Regions from separate parts of the Homo sapiens genome. Here region 2 is linked to region 1. A link is a loop called in an ENCODE intact Hi-C map of the cell type or tissue named here. Cell type or tissue: heart right ventricle. All regions are shown on one strand. Links, peaks and the distances in the headings refer to the core of each region. The heading gives the core; the rest is flanking DNA.

Region 1 (2,917 bases), core at 116-2,615:
GGCCAACATGGTGAAACCCCGTCTCTACTAAAAATACAAAAATTAGCTGGGTGTGGTGCTGGGTACCTGTAATCCAGCTACTCAAGACACTGAGGCAGCAGAATTGCTTGAACCCCGGAGGTGGAGGTTGCAGTGAGCAGAGATTGTGCCATTGTACTCCAGCCTGAGTGACAAGAGTGAAACTCCATCCCCGCCTCCACCAAAAAAAAAAAAAAAAAAAAAATTCATAATGTGGTTGAGACCCTTCTCTAGTATTGACAAGTGTTGTTATGCGCCCCATTTAAAAATTGTTCATGTGATAATTTCACTTGTTTTCTTAGGGGAGCCTAATGTTTCTATACATTGCAATATTTTCCCTCCATCCCTTATGCCCATATTTCAGCTTTTGACACCTGCTCCTGGTCTCTCAGTTGTGGCCTCATCAGATGTTCTTCTTTGGCTCTTTGGATTCAAATCCACATGTGGCTCCTTGTTCAGCCCAGCTTCCTAATGCCAGGATGAGCTGCTCTTGAGGGGAAAGTCCTCAGCCAACCACATTTCAGTGACCCCTTTAACTGGATATTTCTGTCTTGGCTTCCATTCAGGGTTGGAAAGTTTGGACAGATCTCAATAGTTTATTGGGATCTCCGTTTTTCTTACATTTTGGATAAAATCTTTATTTGACATAGATCTTAATCCTTTATTGGCTTCAATTATTTATCCCTTATCTGTTCTCTTTCCTTTTTTTAAATGAAAGTGTTCAACTGAGTTTTCAGATGCTTTGTGACCTAAAAGGGACTGGGATCTGGTAGGAATCAAAGTTAATTTAGAATCTGAAAGCTCATGCCTATATTTCCTTGGCAGAATTGAAAGTGACTAAAAGATTCTGTCAGTGTGATTCAACCCAGCTATTTTGTAAAGCCCCGGGCATGGGTAATGATGGGGGCGGACACCCAGAAATAGCAGCCTCGTCTATCATGGATGCAACTTATCAAAGGCCACAGTCAATGAACAAACCCGCTCTACTTATGTCTACTTCTGCTAGAGTCAAGACATGCCCACAGATAAGGAGGGAGTTTTCTCAGGATAAGGTCAGAGTGAAACAACCTCCATCAGAGGAAAAGCTGATTCCTAAGAAGGGGGAAAAACAAGCTAATGTTTTATGTAAAAGACAAAACTGGAAGGTATTGGGCCCTATATATAGCTGCTTCTCTGTTAGAATTGCCCCAGAGTTATGCTGGGATTCCAAGAAGAAGTGATTCACCCATTCCGGTAGCCTCAGGGCTCTGGACCAATGGTCAAGGCGGGAATGTGATGAGTGATCAAGCACTCTGTAGCACCTTGCTTCTCTCTCAGGGCTTTGGCTGCATTCCCAACATAGGCATCTGAATATATGATAGAGAAAGATGTCTTCTGAACACCAAAGGACTGCTCTGTTCAGCTGGCCAGGAGAAACAGCTATTTGGCGTGTAAGGAGGACAGTGATGGGGGAGCTGATCTGAGCTGGGGCAGCTGATGTGACATCAGCTTTGGCAGGGGAGGTGCTGACAGCAGTGGTTGGGACATGGAATTGTGTTGACAGAAGTTGAATCAGCAGACACCAGAGCAGCAGGCAGGAGCTTGCATGAGTTGTCCCAGATACAACATTCCTCTCCCTGTGAACGTCCAACATGCATAATGTCTAGCTAGTACTAGAGTAAAGACAAATCGATGCCACCCACTACCAATGGAGGAAACCAGCAGCTGGCTCTCTAGCTTCGCTGCTTGCAAACTGCCTTTCAGAACCCAGCCATTCATAAGTAGTAGAATTTCTGTGTTCAGGCACACACACACAAAAAAAGGAACTACTGGCATTTTCATTACAGGTAGTCATTCATTTGGCAGCCACCATTTCTTTAAATGTAAGATACTTCTGATTGTAAGATACACAATTATTTCACCCACACTAGGAAAGAAAAATGCTGCCAAATAAACTATGACATATGAATGATTGAAAGATGGATCCTGATTTCAAATTTGTAAAAATAGGAAAAAATATGCATCTTTGAGCTGGTAAAACACAGTGTGCATCAGGCACTGGGCTAGGCATTGAACATAGGGCTGCAGACCAGATAGATATCAAGTCTGGCCTCAAGCAACGTATAGTCTGGTGGGATGATGGATGTTGACAAAGCAATTACAAGTGTGTTGCAGGGCCTGGAAGAGCATGGGGTCTTCTCCAAGGAAGTGACATGAAAGCTGAGACCTGATGGGGAGCAGGAGTTAGCTAGGTGAGGGTAAAGGTAGAATTTTCCAGGCAGAGGAATTAGAATGTGCAAAGGTTCTGAAATGGGAAAGTGTTAGTGTGAGCAAGGACAAGAGTGACTGGAAGCAGAGTCAGGCAGGGCCAAATCCTGCGAAGCCTCTGGCCCATGTTAAAGAATTGGGTTAATCTAAGAGCATGAGAGGCCACAGAGAGGGTTTAAGCAAGCGTGAAACAAGATCAGATCGTGTTTTTTAAAAAATCACTTTACTTGCAGTGTTGACGTGAGAGGAGCATAAGAACAGGTGCATGGAGATCAGCTAGGAGGTTTTTGAGACAATTCAGAGAAGAGAGGATAATGGTTTGTAATAGGTGCTGGCAGTAAGAATGGAAAGAAATGAGGCTGTAGCATACTTCAAAAAGGCCAACAATTTCTGTGATTTGTATGTCTGATTTTTTTTTTTTGTGGGAGCATGGGGTGGGAAAGATTCAATTGGTATCCAAAAAATATATATATATATGGACTAAAGAAAATTATCGCTGCAGACTGGAGCCAGCTTTTGATTTTCCAGTGTTAATTGTGACTTGTTTGGAAAATGAAATTCCCATAATTTGGATTTTTCTTTAATCAAGATACACTGCTATATTAGGGCAAAAATGAGCCCAGTGTTTCAATAATAAATCATCTCCTTCAAA
Region 2 (2,917 bases), core at 134-2,633, 120 kb before region 1:
CAATTACTTATCAGAAATAAGATATGTTGGTTTGTTTAACATCTTCTCCTCCCTCTAGATAAAAGCAGGTATTTCCTGCCTTGATTACTGTGGCACTTGCCACAGCAATCAAGAAAAGTACCTGGAAAAGTACCCAGCACCTAATAGTAACTGAATATATATGTGTAGAATGAATAAGTGTATGCTTTGGGAAAATTGCTTTGATGGCAATTTAGGAAACAGACTAGGAGAGAAGAATTCTATGCTTTCAAATGTTCTCTCTGACTAGAGTTGCAGTATAGATTGGCCTCTTGGAACACCAGACCTTGTAGGATGTTTGATGAGGTGAAGAATCCAGGATGAGCATAGCTGAGAAGTGACTTAGGAGATTTTTTTCACTGATACCAACAGGTGGGCTTCTTTTCCTGTGCTGATGCCAGAGTAGTTAAAATGTGGCCAAAATAGAGTTCTGTATTTGGATTGCTGACACTACAAGTGTGTGAAAGTGGAATTAGATACTTTTCCTGTGGTGGCTCCTGACCCTCAAATCATGGACAATCACAGAGGGGACAGTCATGTTCTGAGAGCACCATCTGGCAAGGAAGGAGTGAGGGGAATTAGCCAGTGTTGGGGTGGCTTTGCTTCCCTAGTCAGAGGTCCTTTTGGCTGGCCTAGTGGTGGATAATGTGGGGACAATTCTTTTCTTTCCATCTCTTCATTATTGCACAAAAGAGCACACAGATCTTCACAGAAAAGAGGTTAGCCAGGCTCCGTAACTCGAGGATTCTTCTTTCTCTCTTTATCCCAGAGCCCGAGTTCTCTTCCATGCTTTTCAAAGCATGGAAATAGAAAGGATGCTTAGAAAAGTAGATAAAAAGAAAACAGAATAGAAATCTCCTGCACCTGCCAACTTCTTCCCCTGAGTTCTATGTTATGCAGAATTTTTATTCAGTGAAAATATTTTTTTTTTCAGGACAAATAAACATCCACTCCAGTGGCAATTATCCCCTCTCCTTTTTTAGACTTTACGGAGTGATTTGAATTCTTAGGGTTTTCTTTCATTGTGCAGACTGAGAAATTGTAAACCTCACAATCGAGAGAGCTGCATGATCCGAACGAGTAGGCAAACCAGGCTCGGGGAGCTGGCACGGTCCCCACGGATCCACGTGGAAGCTGAGCCTTGCCAGTCTGCATGGACATTCCCCTCTCTAAAAGCCATAAGACATTCTGCTTGGAAGCACTACATAGTAGAAAAATGTGGATATAGAAGTCAGGAAACCTGGAATGTGGTTCTCACTAGCTAGGTGAACTTGGGCAATCTATTTAGGTTTTCTGAGCCAAGCTTTTTCTATCATAAAATGGGGGTAATAATACATCCCTCCCCTAAGTACAATGTTGTTTTGAGAATTAAGTGTACTTGTGAAAGTGCTTAGGAAACTGTGAAGACCTCTGGATATCTTAGTCACTATTTTTTAGTTTGTCAAATCAAACTCTTAATCTAGAATGGATAAATCTATTCACAGTGAATGTTCACTCATTAGACAGACTGATGGATAATGACTTGGGATTCTGGATTCAGACCAGGAGACAGAAATAAACCCACTCTTGATGATGTTTTAGAGCCTCTCTAATTTAATATGACTTAATCTGCACATTTATAGTATAGAACTTGAGTATTAGATAGGGCTAAAAATGTAGCTGTTGGGATTTAGTGAGAAAAGCTGGTTTTATCCACTCAACATTTACTCAATACGTTTTCTGGGTGCAGGTAGTGTTTATATCAGCACTTGGCACTTGTTAAGTACTCAGTAAATTCCTACTACTACTACTACTATTATTATTATTGCTATTTTCCATGCCTTGGGCTGGGCTTTGGGGTTGTAAATATGCAAACCATGGTCTCTCTCCTCTAGGAGCTCTGAGTCTAGTCAAGGAGGTAGATTTGTAAGCTGACAACAGAAAAATGAAACAAGTGGGGACAGTCAGAAACTGTCTTGAGTTAGCCTGTTTGAGTTTTACTCTGCTATTTATTAGCTAGGTGACTTAACCTTTCAAGCTTCATTTCCCTCATGTGTAAAATGGAAGAATAATTACATTGATTCTAAGGAATTACTTGATGAGTGAAATTAGATAATAATTCAGTCATTTATTTATCAAATACTCATTGAATGTTGTTGTTGGCAGACACAGATAATACATTTCCCAGAGATGTCCATGTCGTAATCCTCAGAATTTGTGGTGATGTTAGGTTACACGACAAAGGGGAATTAAGGTTGTTGATGGAATTAAGGCTGCTAATCAGCTGGCCTTAAAGTAGGGAGATTATCCTGGATTATCTGAGTGGGCCCAATGTCATCACAAAAGTCTTTAAAAGTGAAAGAGGGAAGCAGGAGAAGTCAGAGGTAGAGAGAGTTTTGAAGATGCTGTGCTGCTAGCGTTGAAGATGGAGAAACAATGCCATGAACCAAAGAATGCAGGCTGCCTCTAGAAGCTGCAAAAGGCAAGGAAACTTTCCCCTCCTGCAGCTTCCAGGAAAAATAATGAAGCCCCACCCGCACCTTGATTCTAGCCCACTGAGACCCATTTTGAATTTTTGACCTCCAGAGCTGTATGATCATCAATGCATGTTGTTTAATCCAGTAAGTTTGTAGTGATTATTACAGCAGCAACAGGAAACTGACACAAGTGTCCACCATGTGCCACCAGCCTCTGTTCTAGGTGCTGGGGCTAACCAGATGGACACACACATACTCTCTCTCTCTCTCTCTGTCTCTCAAAAGAGCAGAGAGAGCGCTTACATTTCAGAAAAATAAGTAAATGGATGAATATGAGTCAGAGGCTGATAAATGCTGTGAAAAAAATATTAAATCAAGGTAAGGGAGCTACGGAATAAAAGAGATTATGATTTTTCATAGCGGTGGTCAAGGATAGCCTTCAT

Evidence for each region. A loop is a pair of places that touch in the nucleus more often than their neighbours do. Peaks named below come from ENCODE experiments on the same cell type or tissue, not always from the same donor. Only the 100,000 strongest peaks of a DNase experiment are listed, where the experiment ranks them.
Region 2: it touches region 1 in a loop (3-fold over the local background); 8 of 110 quality-filtered maps call a loop at or near these places.

The regions. Positions count from the first base shown.
Region 1 is chr9:99,444,129-99,447,045 of GRCh38, reverse strand. The region is part of intron 2 of LOC107987011 (a long non-coding RNA gene); the gene reads left to right. Among named protein-coding and RNA genes, the nearest start is that of NAMA, 70 kb to the right of the region's middle. In heart right ventricle, for the core only: no CTCF peak of the experiment used is centred there; a DNase peak (open chromatin) is centred at 1,535; H3K27ac peaks cover 1,756 bases.
Region 2 is chr9:99,563,617-99,566,533 of GRCh38, reverse strand. No RefSeq gene overlaps it. Among named protein-coding and RNA genes, the nearest start is that of NAMA, 190 kb to the right of the region's middle. In heart right ventricle, for the core only: no CTCF peak of the experiment used is centred there; a DNase peak (open chromatin) is centred at 1,131.